Regions from separate parts of the Homo sapiens genome. Here region 2 is linked to region 1. The links are chromatin loops, found by intact Hi-C in ENCODE. Cell type or tissue: transverse colon. All regions are shown on one strand. Links, peaks and the distances in the headings refer to the core of each region. The heading gives the core; the rest is flanking DNA.

Region 1 (8,341 bases), core at 64-8,063:
CCTATTCTCTCTAGATTTTTAGGGATGTAGGCCCACCAGTTACCCAACCTCTTCATCTTTCTTGCTCTTCTCCAACAATACATACATATTTTTTCAGTCTCTCATTAAAAAAATCATCCTCTCCAGTCTACATCCTTTTTCTAGACACCCTACAATTAAACCTCTTAAAAGGAGGATCCTCACTTATTGTGGCCACAGCTTCACTTCCCGTTCACCCTTTGGCCAATTTCAATTTGACTTTACTATCTGATGGTCAGAAGAATTGTTTCCTTGAGACGTATCAGTGACCTTCTGTTAAATCAGGTCCCCTCGTGGGGGTCCTACATCACACACAGCTTCCTCCATACCGCATTCTATTGGAATCAAGGGCTTTTTTGTCTTACCAACTGGACTTTTATTTTTTCACACATTCTTTTTTTTATGTATTCCATCAGTAACTCTTTTGAATGTTAACATGTACAGACATGAAAAGAGATCCTGAGGACCTACTGGCAAACTCATACAAAGGTTATGCTGCATGCAGTTTATAGTCTTATGGAAGAAGCAGGCATTAAACAAATAAGCCAATAAACACTTGGAAAAATCAGAACTTTCATCACTGTTTTGAAGAAAACTTACATGGGTGCTGTAAGAGTGCTTAATCAGAGGATTGGACTTTGACAAAAGACTTGAAAGAGATTTCCCTGGGAATGGAGTATGAGGGCTGAGAAGGAAGGCAGATCAGGAGTCTGTTAATCAAAGATGCATGCATGATGGGAGGAAAAGCACAGTAAAGAAGTCCTGAAGTTGGAGGGAGCATGGAAGCCTTGAGAACAAGAGAAAGCTAGTGTGGCAGGAGCCCAGAGGAGTAGGGGAGCAGAGGCACAGGTGAGGCTAGTGACGTAGCTAGAAGGCCACATGACACCATGATTTTTAGAACAGGTTAAGGATTTGGGTCTTTAATACTAAGAATATGTGGATGTCTTTATGATGGTGGCTATATCTTTTCCATATCTTTACCTCAAGCCATTAGTTCAGGGCAAGCATCAGCATAGAATCTCACTATATGTTTATCAAATGGAGGACATTTGAACTTTCCTTCCTTCTTTCTTTCTTTGTCTCTCTCTCTGTCTCTCTCTTTCTTTCTTTCTTTCTCTCTCTCTTTCTTTCTCTCTCTCTATCTCTTTTTTTTTTCTGGAGACAAGGTCTCACTCTGTCACCCAGGCTGGAGTGCGGTGGCATGATCATAACTCACTGCAGTTATCTCCTGGGCTCAGAGGATCTTCCTGCCTCAGCCTGCGGAGTAGCTGTGACTACAGGCACATGACACCAAACTCTGCTATAATATTAATATGTTCCCCTATAGACACACACACACGCACACAAACAGAGAGAGAGTGTGTGTGTGTGTGTGTGAGAGAGAGAGAGAGAGAGAGAGAGAGAGAGAGAGAGAGAGAGATTGGGGTCTTGTTATGTTGCCCAGGTTGGTCTGGAACTCCTGGCTTCAAGTGATCATCCTGCTAAAGCTTTGGAATTATGGGTGTGAGCCACTGATCCCTGGCCCTGAAGTAAGTCTTAAATTGTGAATATGATTGGCCATGAAGAACAGGTGAAGGAGATTTCTTTGCCAAGGAATCAGTGGTTAAAGAAACACAGAGGTATGAAAAAATATATTTTGCATTGGACGTAGAGCAAGAGGTTCAACATGATTAAATAGGTGGTGGGAGCCATGCAGAAAGAGATTAGACATGAGGGGACACAAGGGGAAAGAGATCAAGAGTACCGAAAGAAATGTTACAGAATTCAAGGGAGGCTGAGATCACTGGGGGCCAGAGCAGTCAGGAAAATCATTTCAGAATTGTAGCATTTTCGAGGTTTGATGACGATCTAAATTTGTTTGAAAGGATAGCTAGACCTTAGACAGGCAGAGAGATATGGGAAAGCATTCTCAACACGGGAAATGAAATGAATTATGGCTCAGAGGCCAGAATATACTGGAATTCTTCCTTTTCTAGTAAAAGCTGTGTCCCTCTTTAACCTTTATGCATGTTTCATCATTTTTTCCTCCTTCTGGTCCATTTCCCATAATGAATTGTGTGGGAAAAAAAGTCTTTACCAAAAATTTGCCTAAATCTTAAAAAAAAAAAAAAAAAGAAAAAAACCTAAAGAGAGCATTTTACTTTTGCTAGGTATTTAGTTTGACTGAAGGTGACTTAGAAAAAAAATGGGAGAAGTGACCATTTTTGTTCATAAATGTAGACTAGCTAATATATTTCGAGCTGCATGGTATTTTGTTTATTAAGCTCACTGTCAGCCTTTTGTGTTGCCAGCTGAAGTACAGTAATATGATTTTGTTCCAAATTTTACACTTTGCCAAAGGTCTGTTTCTCAGCTGCATTTTGGGAACAGCTGTCAGCCCCAAGCAATCTGATTGCTTTTCATGAATGATAAATCACTTCCCTGTATGCTGATTTGTTTAGGTACAATAGGAGGAGACATCTTTCTGCCTAGTTTGTTAACAGAGGAAATGGTAGGATGAGGATGGAGTGGGAGAAGTGAGAAAGAACTAGTGGGCATTTCCTTAGTACTTAATGTCCAATTAATGTTCATTTCATTTTGATTGAACACTGGGAAGAAATAGTCTTTATTAGCTGTTCTGAAGGCAGCAGAAAAAACCAATGATCCTTTCTTTATTAGGAGCTGTTATTAATTTACCACTGGACTTTCTGTTTGAAAAAAAAATTGATTTTCTTGGATCAAACATTCTTCTGTTTAAAAAATTGCCCATACAAGTTGTAAGGGTTAAAAGTGTGTTAGAAGTTAGGAAGAGATACCTCAAGTTTCATTAAAGTATCCAATTAGTGAGATTCAGCAGTCCATGAAAATATTTATCACATTCCCAGCTCAGCTAAGACCCTATCTGCTCCAATTTTCCTTGCACAGAAATCACAGAAATCTACATTTGCTGCTTCACATTCTAGAGAAACAGGTGAAAATGGAGGGGGAGGGAGCATCTCATTTTTCAAATGTTATGTTTGCTGCTTGAATTTTAGTTTTGGAAACGGATTTTGAGGTGAGAAGAAAGGGAATTCAAGTCTTTCCTTTGCCTTGAAGTTTGTTCATAATGGTGTTGTCTCTGTTTCTGGTGAGCTACTGTCAACTCCTATCTGGGAGAGATCCTGCCAGGTCTTTTCCTTGAATATAAGAAAATATATTTTCTTATATTCCTTGAATATAAGAAATATATTTTCTTATATTCCTTGAATATAAGAAAATATATTTCTTATATTCCTTGAATATAAGAAAATATATTACGTTTTCTTATATTCCTTGAATATAAGAAAATATATTACGTTTTCTTATATTCCTTGAATATAAGAAAATATATTATGTTTTCTTATATTCCTTGAATATAAGAAAGGAAATTTGCAAATTAAAGATTTTTGCTAAGAACAGAAAGTGGCCCACAATGGCGTCATATTATGTTTTTGGCCCTCAAATTGTAAAAGTGTTCCTCTTCATTGGAAGCAGGCCTTACTGTGTACCCTGTGCTCTCAATTTCTGTGTGTCCCTGGCCTCTATAGGGCCGCTTGGGGGCTGGCAGCCAGGCTGGCTCGATGCAATCAGATGACACTGAAAGCCGATTGGAATCATTCCTCAGCTCGATGTCAGCAGGCCGGGCACTTAATGCAGGATGCACTTTTATTTTAATAAGTAATTTATTTAATGAGCCGACAATGGCAAAATGTCAAATGTAGAGACTTCGAGGATGAATAACACAATTGCAAGGAGCAGGAAGTCTACTAGGCTTGCAATATTCGGTGCCTTCAGAAAGGACATTCCTTGAGCTGGTTTCAAAATCAGTTGGCAACTGATCTGAAAAAGGATCTTTGCCATTAGTCTTGATAAAAGTAATGCTGCCCACATCAAGTTTTTAGAGTTAGTAATATGAGAATGGCAGGTGCCAGGTGTAGAGTGTGGGGTAGCATGGGGGGTGGTCCTATTTTGAGAGGAGAGTGAGGCAGGAGGCATACAGCTGGCTCCACGGAACATGCTTCCACCTGCCCATCTAGTCAGTGTGAGGAAGGGCGAGAGGAGCAGACCCCTCCACTAGGTGGCAGTGACTCGGTTTCGCTATCAATTAGGGAAGTGTCCTGGGGTGACTCACTTTAGACTCAGATATTAGTTTTCTCATGTTAAACAGACGGACCTGAATTGGAAGAGGTTTACCTTCCTTTTCAGATACTGAGATAGGATTTTTCCTAACATAATATCCTCTCCAGTGTACAAGTTGTGCTCATTAATTCCTCACTGCTGGCTCTGATTGGCTATGAGTTCAAATCCTATGAAAGTGAGGTCAATTAACCTAAAGATAGACTACCAAGGTTTATAGTAATTCTATTGATCCAACCTTAATTTAATAATTATCTATTGAGTACCCACTAGGCAACAGACACTATTTAAGTCAACAGACATATAGCAATGACACCACAGGGTTTTAAAAAAGTCCCTGTTATCCTAAAGCTAACTTTCCATTAGCTTATTGAAAATGATATTTTTCAATGTGAAGGAGCTAACTCACATTTGGAATGGGTGTTCCTTCTAGGAGTCCGTATCAAAATTATCATTTGTATTTTTTGCCCGATGGGAAGTTGTATTGTGAACTGTGCTATGGCTGATGTGTTTATCTGGCGTATTCTTCAGTTATTCCAACTAGTTTCTATGTCCTATTTTAGAATTTAATTAAAATTCATGTGGTTTCATTCTTCCCTTCTGACTCTGGAGGGCTCTGCAATATGCTTGTAATCCTTTCTAGGCCCACAGCAAGGAGGAAAACCTGTTTCTACTTGAAGTTGGGGTTCTGTGCTGAACTTGTTCTGTGTTGTCTCCCTCCTGGCAACGGTACGTAACTGTGAGATACTGATTTGCGCACAGTGCTGTCTGGCTTTGCTTCTAAAAGGAATAATGTGCATGGCTGGTCTCTGATTGATGTGTGGGAGCTGCCATTTGGGGGCATAAAACACTTTATTTTCCATCCTGCTTAGAATTCTAAGGCTCAATGGCCAACATCTGCCATCCTTCACTTTGAAATTTTTAAATTACCTTTTAAAAAATGATTATAACAGTAATATTATTTATTATTAAAAATTTAGCAAATATAAAAAGTGTAATGAAGAAAATAAAAATAACTCATAATCCAATGGCTCTGAGTTAACCATCATTAGCCTTCTATTTGCATATATTTTATAATACATGCAGTTTTAGACCCTGTTTATATTTTGTCCTCAGCAGTCTATTGTGAGAATAGTCTCAATATTATTAAAAATCTTTAAAGATCAAATTTTAATGGCTGCATAGTATTCAATCATATAGTTTTATCACAGTTTATTTAGCCAATACCTTGTTGTTGGATGTAGTTTCTAATTTATTTCTCTTTAAAAATACTGTGGGTAATAGTCATATGATATATTTTGAATCTCTAAGTAATTCCTTAGGAAAAATTTTGAGTAATAAAATTATGGGATTAAATGACATGAACTTTCTAAGGCTTTTGACACATGTCACCTAATGGTTTGGAAACTGTACTCTTGCATTCACATTTCAGAAAATGCATTCACATTTTAGAAAAATCTTCGGCAATTTATCAGGCAAAAGAAGTATCTCACTCTTGTTTTCTTTTCTAGTTGTTAGAATTCTAGTGAGATTGAACATGTATTTCATGGGTTTATTGGGCATTTATTTGTTTTTTTATTCTATGTGTTGTCTCTTTTTTTTCTATTGATGTGTGCCAGAAAGAATATGGGCTCTCAAAGATGTCCATAATCTTGTCCCTGAACATGTGAATATATTTGCTTACATGGCAAAATGGACTTTGCAGATGTGATTAAATTAAGGACCTTGAGATGAGGATATTATTCTGAATTATTTATGTGGAGTCGTTATTGGAGGGAGACAGGAGAGTTAGAGTCAGAGCAGGAGAGTTGACAAAGGAAGCTGAGGTCACAGGAGGGTGATCTGAAATATTACATTGCTGGCTTTGAAGATGGAAGAAGAGGCTGTAAGGCAGGAAAGGCAGGTGGCCCGCAGAAACTGGGAAAGGGAGGGAAAGGATTTTCTCCGAGAGCATGGAACAAGCTAGCCCTGTTGAAATCTTGACTTTAGCTCAGTGAGAATGCTTTCAGACTTCTGACGGCCAGGAATGTAAGAGAATAAATTTGTGTGGTGTAAGCCACTAAATTGGTGATAATTTGTTACAGCAGCAGTAGGAAAGAAAACACAGAATGTTCTTATTTTTTATTGATATGTGAATATTTTTATATGCAGTAGTCATTAACTTGTCATATATATTGCAAAATTTTTTTCAAGGTTGCCATTTGCTTTTAAATAATTTTATGGTGTTTTCTGATACAGAGTTTTGTTGTTAACTTTTAAAATATCCTTGATGTTATATTAGATAAGCTTTATTTCAGTGATATACAAATTTTAAATATTATGCAGTTAAATCTATGTATCTTTTCCTTGGTGACATATTCTATTGCTTTTAAATCAGTTTTATATTCACCAGTGTTACTTCCAACATTTTTATGGTATGTGATTTTTCATTTATCATTCTTCATTAAGTTTTTATATATTTTTAGTCCTATTTCAGGACTATCTAGTCTTTCCTATTAATCTGTCAAGGCCTGTGCTATTACCACATCATCTAAATTATTGTAGTTTCATAAAAGTTTTTATGTCTAGTAGCTAAATCCTTATTCATTACTCTTTTCTTTAATTTTTTAAAAGCTGGTCTCAATGTTTTATTTTTCTAGATGAATCTTAGAATCACTTAGACAAGTTGAAAAATTTTATTTGAGGGGGAGGAGCCAAGATGGCCGAATAGGAACAACTCCGGTCTACAGCTCCCAGCCTGAGCGACGCAGAAGACGGTGATTTCTGCATTTCCATCTGAGGTACAGGGTTCATCTCACTAGGGAGTGCCAGACAGTGGGCGCAGGCCAGTGAGTGCGCGCACCGTGCGCGAGCCGAAGCAGGGCGAGGCATTGCCTCACTTGGGAAGCGCGAGGGGTCAGGGAGTTCCCTTTCCGAGTCAAAGAAAGGGGTGACGGACGCACCTGGAAAATCGGGTCACTCCCACCCGAATACAGCGCTTTTCCGACGGGCTTAAAAAACGGCGCGCCACGAGATTATATCCCACACCTGGCTTGGAGGGTCCTATGCCCACGGAGTCTCGCTGATTGCTAGCACTGCAGTCTGAGATCAAACTGCAAGGTGGCAGCGAGGCTGGGGGAGGGGCACCCGCCATTGCCCAGGCTTGCTTAGGTAAACAAAGCAGCCAGGAAGCTCCAACTGGGCGCAGCCCACCACAGCTCAAGGAGGCCTGCCTGCCTCTGTAGGCTCCACCTCTGGGGGCAGGGCACAGACAAACAAAAAGACAGCAGTAACCTCTGCAGACTTAAATGTCCCTGTCTGACAGCTTTGAAGAGAGCAGTGGTTCTCCCAGCACGCAACTGGAGATCTGAGAACGGGCAGACTGCCTCCTCAAGTGGGTCCCTGACCCCTGACCCCCGAGCAGCCTAACTGGGAGGCACCCCCCAGCAGGGGCACACTGACACCTCACACTGCAGGGTATTCCAACAGACCTGCAGCTGAGGGTCCTGTCTGTTAGAAGGAAAACTAACAAACAGAAAGGACATCCACACCAAAAACCCATCTGTACATCACCATCATCAAAGACCAAAAGTAGATAAAACCACAAAGATGGGGAAAAAACAGAACAGAAAAACTGGAAACTCTAAAAACCAGAGCGCCTCTCCTCCTCCAAAGGAACGCAGTTCCTCACCAGCAACGGAACAAAGCTGGATGGAGAATGACTTTGAGGAGCTGAGAGAAGAAGGCTTCAGACGATCAAATTACTCTGAGCTACGGGAGGACATTCAAACCAAAGGCAAAGAAGTTGAAAACTTTGAAAAAAATTTAGAAGAATGTATAACTAGAATAACCAATACAGAGAAGTGCTTAAAGGAGCTGATGGAGCTGAAAACCAAGGCTCGAGAACTATGTGAAGAATGCAGAAGGCTCAGGAGCCGATGCGATCAACTGGAAGAAAGGGTATCGGCGATGGAAGATGAAATGAATGAAATGAAGCGAGAAGGGAAGTTTAGAGGAAAAAGAATAAAAAGAAATGAGCAAAGCCTCCAAGAAATATGGGACTATGTGAAAAGACCAAATCTACATCTGATTGGTGTACCTGAAAGTGATGGGGAGAATGGAACCAAGTTGGAAAACACTCTGCAGGATATTATCCAGGAGAACTTCCCCAATCTAGCAAGGCAGGCCAACGTTCAGATTCAGGAAATAC
Region 2 (8,333 bases), core at 334-8,333, 78 kb after region 1:
ATAAATATTTAACAAATTGCTTTTTACAGTGAAAAGTGTATATATGTATGAAAATCAAGCTGCTTAGTTTAAAGGTGTGACTCCTTAACTAGGGCAGTTTATGTGGAGAGTTAAAAATAATTTTAGAGTTTCAAATACTGCAGGATAATGTAATGGTTAAAACAAAAATAAGAAAATATCTTTAATAATGCAAGTTACTGCCTGTTCCCTTTAGGAATGAGTTCCTGGCTACAGAAGTCTTTATCTAGACACCCAGATCAAGCAGAATACAAAGGTCACAATGCCAATTTCATCTGAAACTTGTTTTGCAGTGCTTGAGTCTTGGTTTTTAGGAAAAGACTTGTGGTTGCTATGGAACTGTTAATAATGATTGCTGCCTGTATCTCAATTCTTCATACTCCCAATCTTCAATATAAAATCACTTAGATTTGGGCTCCAGGGCAGTAAACACACTTTTGAGCAGGAATTAACTGGACTTGGGCATTAGTGTCTTAATGTAGGAAATGACTTTCATTATAACCTTTACTTATACTGGCAGTTAGGCTATGTTAAGGTTTCCTAATAGTGGGCTTAATCGCATGAGTGTCAAACTTTGCTCTTCTGGGTGAGCACTGCTAAAAGCAGAAACATTTTGGGTTTTCATCAGACAATAAATATCAGAAGTCCTTGTTTTGTACAGAACTAGTCTTAGTGAGAGTATTTTGTTTTCACATATAAAAAGAACCAGTAATTCAGCCACATACTGGATTCCTAAGCAGAAAGAAGAAAATATTCCTGTTGAAATATATACCTATTTACTTTTAAAAGAAATCTCACAGAAAAATGACTTCTTTTTTGCTATATTTCTGTGAGATTTGTGACCCATGTAATAGATGCTTACATCTATTACAATAGACCCATGTAATAACTCTAAAATTCTTACTCCTGAATTATATTTGTAAGATATGGATATCAGTCCTTATTAATGTATAACCGATCTTTGGGGAAAACTAATCCAGTTCTTGAGCTCCAGGCATAGAAAGTTAGGAATGGGTTGTTGGATGGGTGGGGAGAAGACATATCTAATTTGGGGACGTTGCTGCCTCACCAGTTTGCAAGAATAATACGAATAAATCGCTTCAATTTCCACAACTGTTTCTCTCTCTAATCCCTACAGTGTGTGATTTTCAACAATTATCTGGCCTTATTCTCTGTTTTATTGCTTAGGATTTTAATGCTTCAAATGTGGAACATAGAATAAATGTGATTGCCAGTGAAACTTTAAAAAAATGCTCAAGTGCAGTTTTCAGCTGACATACAGCTAGTTTCCAACTTCTCAGCTGCAAGAAGTAACAACTCCATAAAGGTTAAACAGGCTTGCTTTGGGCCCTGAGTAAAATTAAGTCTTCTACCAACTCTATGGCACTGCAGAAGACAAAGGATTATCTGTATGAATAAACTGAATTTACAGGTCAATACATTCATGTTTGCAGGACTATTTAAAGTATTAGAAGTTCTGATATAATACAAGAAAAATGCAGATGTAACTATCAAACTCATCAAGCTGCTGCAGTAAATTCAGATACTCTCCAAGGCTGGCAAGGTGATGTCAAAAAAGTTAAACTTGAAAAATGAGACTTAGATTTCTAAATGAGATCGGTTGGGGGAAGCAGAGTTAATAGGGGAAATCAAGACTGAAACAATCAACATTACTGCTACGTTTGGAGGACAGTTTAAAAATCAATTCTTTCTGCTTGTTCTAAAACTGTTCTGCCAAAGAAACTGACATTGTTTCATGCTTTTTATTTTTCGGTTTATTTAATCTTCTTTAACACAGCCATTGTTGGTTCAACAATCCAATATTTGAGGTTACATTATTGCAAAAATAAGGACATAGCTGAATAGGTTATGCCATCAATATGTTTGTTAATCCTATCCCTTTTATTAAAGACAAAGCACAGTTTGTTAATATTGTCTTGGATTAACTCTATTTGTAAGGTTACTTATAGTGGTTCATACTAAAGGCAGGGGATTTGCTTCCTGGGCCAATTGTCTTTAAACTATAATTTAAGAAATCATTAGCATTTTGTAATTAAAAACAGATAAAGCAATATTTTAGTACAATGTTAGGCAGCAGATAAAATTACCCTGTCTGAATATATGTGTACATATACATAAAACGCTAGCATGCTTTAAGAAGTTAAGAAATATTAATATTCTGTGAAATTAATATGTAAATAAAATATAATCTGGAATGAAATTCCCATTATGTACAAAAAAAGAAAAAATAGAATCTTTCACTTCCAAAACCTATAGATTTTAGCATCTTATAAGCCTACATCACATCACATGGAATGTAAGGGTTAGTTTAAATTTGAAGAGCATTAAAGAATAGTATGAGCTAAGTTTCCACAAAACAGTATATATTAATTGTATTTTGAAGATTTATATTCGTTCCAGTGTTAACAAGACAACATCCTTTTGAACTTCCTTAAAGAAATATTTGTAATGTCCTTTATTTATTAAGAAAAATACAGCTTTAACACTATAAAATGTTTATTATTAAAAATATTAGAAAATAAAAATATTTTGAAGATGACATGTTATTCCAGGATATACGAACTTCTTTAGTATTTTTATTTAAAGAGTGAAATAGTTAAGCTACTATTGTAAGTATTTTACTTTCAAGCACATACATTTTTTCTCTGTTTTCATTCTTTTCGGCATTCTTTGTTTCCTGTTTCTCTCATTTTCCAAATTTTCTTTCTTACTTTTTGAATAGTCCTGACTTTACTACGTATCTTACTTCATTAGCTGACTTTTATAATCTCTTCATTTTTCCTTCGTTTGCAATAAAACAATGGTTTCTAGCAAGTAAACAACCAACTGATCATCTCTTTTTACCTTTCGTAGATGTTTTCTTCTTAAAACATATAGTTATATGTTTAGCTTACATATTTATGTATATTATATATCAACACTTAAAGAATAATAATTAGATTCACAGAGTACGGTGGAAATACAATATATTACCGGTACACTATTCAGCAAGCTTATGGAATGACAAAAAAGAATGAATCACTTTTCATGACTAGTATCTTAATTATCCTCTGTTTTTTTCTGACTAAGTCAAAGAGATTAGCATTTTTCAACTGCTCAGTTTCTTCTTCAATCTTGGAGACATTCTACAGAGATAGAACCTAAGAGCAAATTAAAAGTGGAGTCCGTGACAGGTCGCTTTCATGGTAAAGCCTGGTCTCGTGTGTCTTACTATGACTATATGGTCAATGATTACTGCCTGGACAGGAACGCAGGAGTGGGTGAGTCGTGCTGGAGATGTGCAAGAGTTTGTTCTTCAGCCCTGGCTGCCCGCTTGAGCACAGCACAGGATGGCACGGTGGCTCTAAGCTCAGGAGGTCTGGTGCACCTGGAGCACGGCGGGCTGCACGGGGTCCCCATCGGAGCGCTCCGCCTCCTCGGATGTTAGCGCGTAGCTACCCTCATAGCGTACCTTCTGTGCCTGTTCCAGGGCCACTGACTCCTCCTCTTCATCTTCCACAATAGTCAAGTCGATGTTGCTGTCCATCCCCGAGTTACTCCCCCTGGAGGTCGCCTTCTCAGCAGCCTCCTCTGCAATTTCCCCTTCCACCAGAGCGCTGGCGAGGGACGCTTCGGAATGACCCTCTGCAAAGGACTCCTCTTCCTGGTCATTTGGCATCTGCTCACTGCTAGGCAGGTCTTCTGACTTGGTCTCATTTTCTGCATGGCTTTCTCCCTCTCGGACTTTCTTCCGCCCGAAAGTGAGGGGAGAAACCTTGAAGGGGGAGCTTTTTCCTGAGGATATTTTCTGGTGATTTGACGTGAGAGATTTCTTAATCTTCTCTCTCCTCTCTACAGATACGATCTTTGTCCCCAGCTTGTTCATCTTTTTCTCGATGTTCTGGCGAGAAAATGCTTTCTTGAGGCTATCCACTTTCTTCAGGCTGGATCTTTTTATTTTCTCTGCCCTACTTTCTTCCACCTTTTCCTCGGCACTGTCTTCCAGGGCCTCCTCATCGTGGGGCAAATCATCATCTGAGGAGAGGTCCACGGTGTGCAGGGTTTCCTCCAGGGATTTGTTTTCATCCGGAAGCTCCTCCTTCCCTTCCACGGCACCGGAAACGGGCTGTTTCACAAACACGCTGGCAGGGATCTCATTTTCCTCCTGAAAAGACGGACAATGTAGGTTTCATGTTAATAACATATTTCACAAATAGTCCTGAGCTGCTGTAATACGTGTGTCTGTTTTGGAGACACGGTGATGGTAAAAAAACAAATGTTTGTGGCTTGAGTTTTCTAGAATAGGAAGAGTTAATTCTAAACTCGTCAAGTCATTCTATTTAGGCTGGATAAGGCCAAGGGCAGCCTGTTGGGAATATCAGGAGGACAACCGGCAGAAACTGTATCAGTGACAGGCAGAGGGGAAGTGGGCAGTGACTGAGATAGACCAGGAAGCTGCCTAGATAACAGAGCTAAAGAACGTTACTGTGCTGTGAACCCAGAGGCCCTCTCTCTCCTATCCTCTTTTGAGGTCAGAGGGCTTGGGCCTGCCAAAATCCCACTGCAGGAGAGCCTGAAGATCAAGTTGGCAGATAAAAGATAGGGCAAGGGTGAGAACTGAGAAGTCTTCAAGTACCAGACACACACACATAAAGCCTTGACTGGGTTCCCTCTCCAACTAGGAGTCAGAAGTAAAGGTAGGGCCAGCCTTAGTATCTGCTCAAAGGTGCACACTAATTTTGCTGAGGACATCGTTTAAGAGTGAGAGAAGCAAGGACTAGGCTTCCTGGGGGTGCACTCAGGAAGCCTTCTGGTTTAGAATATCCTTTGGGGAGTTACTAAGCGGAGGTGAGATCTTAGGGTTATTTTTAGAGTAGTGAGGGGAAATTATGCTGCCAGCCATAGTTTATCAATTCTCTAGTGTTACACAGAGCTTCTTTGGGCAAGAATACTTTGGCCCTCACTTCCAGCGAAGAGTGAGGAGAGAAGCACAGAAAGCTGCCCCCTTCACCGTTGCCAGCACTCTCCTCCAGCTGCCGGGCACACAGGCAAAGATGGCTCCTCTTGGCTCTCAAGGAGCAGCACCTGAACACTCAACTCTAGAGTGGAAGGGGGATGGTGTTGCAACATTGCTCACTGGGGAGTTTTGAATGCAGACAGACTCGGGTTACACAGCTAAAGAACTCTTGATTTTTAAATATTTTTCTTTGAATACTGGAAAAGGAGAGCCAGTCAGCAAGATGTCTTCACATCTTTTTTGAAAGAAATGGCACAGTAGTGAATGTGTGGCCAGAGGCCTGAGTCTCAGTCTTTGCTGTACTACTGAATAGCAGGACAGCTTTCAGCAAATAACTTAATCTCCTTGGGTCTCAGTTTCTTCCAGATATGAACAAGAGATTTGACCTAGATTAGCAGCTTTCATACTGCACTCCCAGGGGTACCAGGGGCTCTGCTGGAATGCCAGAGGGGGGCAAAGCTCCAGACCCCCCTGCCACCTCTCCTGCAACCAGAGCCTCAGGATTGCCTGATTATATCTAAGGCTGTTCAGTAAACTTTCAGTTTGAAAAATAACTGGATTTAGTGGATTTTAAAGTCTACCTGGGACTTAAACGTCATGCAAAGTTTATGTTAATGGCAAGAACTTCCCTTCTTGTTTTGTAATTTTGATTGACCGAAAAGATGAAAACATGCTTTAAGAGTGTCACTTTATATTTGATACAAAGACTAAATAAAGTTTAGATATTATACAGAAACTTAAAAAAACCCTCTCCTTGTTAACAACTGAATGGTAGAATTATGATATTCCTTGAAAAATACAACCCTGTGTCTCCCCTTATACACACTATACAGAGTCCTTTCCATAAATTGGTTAGAAACAAAGGGTAATGTCTTGTGTCGACGCAAAAAGCAGAAAAGTCCAATTAAATAGAATTCCTCGTTAGAGTGACGATATCATATATTGTGTTTCCCAAAACTCTCTCCACACTCTGCCATTTTGAATGTCATGGTTAAGTGTCCAGGCCATAGTAAAAGACAAAGTAAAAAAATAAATAAAAGGAGCATGGGACTGCCACAGGTTATTTATAACATGGCCTTTTACAAGCACTGCTTTCCCGTGTTTCAAGTTGCGGTTGCCTCTAGTTCCCCGGAGTGTACTCCCCATGAGGGCAGGGATTTTTGTCTCTTGTCCATGCTGTGTCCCAGCACCTAGAGCTCAACAGCTGCTTGTTAAATGAGTGCATGTTGGGTGAGGTGGCTTTCTAAGAACGCCCTGAGAGTGGCTGGAATGGAGATTGCCCCTCTTTTGGGCAGGCTTGAGGACTATAAAAGAACAAGTTCAGCTCTGTGTCTAGAAGGAAGTTTGCTGACTGCTGGTGCCATTGGGAAATCAAGAGAACCTAAGTCCCAATGGGGACAATGATCTCCATTTTTAAGGAAGGATTTTCTTTGCAGTGGATGGGTGTTACTAAAAGAGGGTTAGACAACTGAAATAGCTAAGGCTTGGATGCTTAGTCTAGAAGCAAAATTACTTCTGGGGTTTGACAAGAGGGTTGAGAAGGTTTGACAGGAGTTGCTTACAGGAAAGGAAGAAACCAAGAGATCAGTGAAATGTCATTAAAAGTCCTCAGTGAGGAAAGCAGAAATTCAGGCAGAAAACTGTAAAAATAATCCTTGGCTACCAGAGAAGAGGTACATTTTGCATAGTATAATCTCTCAGGGTAATCAAAGGTAGTAAGTTGTATAACTTCCCTTTATTTAATCCCAACAAAAGGTAGGCATATTAACTGAACTTCTAAAGGAATTAAACTAATAATATTACAGTTTTTCCTTAAATATACATTTTATTATTACAAAAGCATAGTTGCTGTTGAGTTTTAGACTCTTTCGATTCTTTTATCATGTATCTTTTGAGGACAGCTTTGAGGAAAGTTATTATAAGGTGAATCATATATGATCTGTGGTAGATACACACTGTGTATATGAATGGGTATTGGGGGAAGGTAGGAAACCCAATTGAACTCTTTTGTAAAATGCCAGGGAAATTATATGAGAGCTTTTTTGATGCCAGCTATAAAAATAAACCCAGCAGGAACAGAGATAATCCAGAATGAGTTGGATGTGTCTTTATGCAACTGGAAACAAGTGAGATATGTCTTCTTGGCTAACTGCTATGCTTCTGCTGTCATTTTAATTACACAAACAGGATTTAATGTTCTGTATATTGAACAGTGTTTATTTTGTGGCTTCTGATGGCATCTACTCTGAAGGTAAGCCCTTTCTTTTCACACAAAAATCTGTGAATGTCCAAGCACATGTAGCTCTTACCTTTCCATAATGTTTGTTTGGAAGCAGAAAAATACTGATACTTTTCAAAATTTCTGTTCTATAGTAAAACATGTGAGTGGTGTTTGACAGTGAAGTAACTCTTATGGTGGTGGAAACTCAGTCTAAACTTAAGATAATGGATGCTGGATAACTGCCCTCTCCTGAGGTGCCTAATCTCACCTGCACACGTGCCCTGTGCTCAAGCTCCCCCACACACCTCGTGGAAACACTTGATATTTCATATGCCTATAAGCAAGGTGACACTTCTGCCTTCAGCCTCCTGTTGTAGTGTTTCTGATTTGCTTTCTCTTACAGGTTGCAAGACTGATGACGATTTCAAGAGAGAAGATCAAGTACACATCCTCAATTCTGTCACTGCTTCCCTGCCCTAGTTACTTCTAGGTCTACTTAGGGTTCGTAGCTCCTGAAAATGGCACTAGGAATCCCTTGTGGGCTGCACTGCTTCCTTTGGTAGTTCTGCCCAGTAGAGGCCCCAAGAGAGCTGATTATTTACCCTTTGTTTTCAAAAAGGTCCTCAGCTCCCCTGATGCAGGTGTTCCCGGTTCTGACCTTTCACGAGAACCCTTAGGAGTTTTTCAAAGGAAGGGGAATAAAACAGCACACTTCAAACATATATGACTGATATGCTCACAGCATAAAAATGAATGGAAAGAACTGAAAAAGTAGCATTTCTCCTTGTACTTTAACTTGTTTGCTGTTCATATCGATCCTAGTGAACTAATAGTCCTATTTGTATCAACACAGACAAACTTGCTAACATGCTGGACACTTCTTGGTTTGAAGCTCATGGAAGCAAATCTTCTGTGTACATATCTAAATACCTAGATATGCACACCTTAACAGAAAAGAAGACTCTATGACTCTCCTTAGAAAGGAAATCATGGTAAGTCATTTAAAAGCTTGAATAAGGAGAGAAAAAACAACAGTTTGCTTTCCTGTCACTAACTCATCATTCCTGTTGGCAGAAG

Evidence for each region. Peaks named below come from ENCODE experiments on the same cell type or tissue, not always from the same donor. Only the 100,000 strongest peaks of a DNase experiment are listed, where the experiment ranks them.
Region 2: a loop joins it to region 1, with 23 times the contacts of the local background. A loop is called at or near these places in 2 of 110 quality-filtered maps.

Annotation. Positions count from the first base shown.
Region 1 is chr2:191,755,015-191,763,355 of GRCh38, forward strand. No RefSeq gene overlaps it. Among named protein-coding and RNA genes, the nearest start is that of NABP1, 81 kb to the left of the region's middle. RefSeq lists an enhancer at 6,493-7,086. In transverse colon, for the core only: no CTCF peak of the experiment used is centred there; a DNase peak (open chromatin) is centred at 4,067.
Region 2 is chr2:191,832,535-191,840,867 of GRCh38, forward strand. It overlaps CAVIN2 (caveolae associated protein 2), which reads right to left. Exons shown (of 2, transcript NM_004657.6): 2 at 1,776-4,183. The coding sequence ends at 3,389. Among named protein-coding and RNA genes, the nearest start is that of CAVIN2-AS1, 9.8 kb to the right of the region's middle. In transverse colon, for the core only: no CTCF peak of the experiment used is centred there; no DNase peak of the experiment used is centred there; H3K27ac peaks cover 306 bases.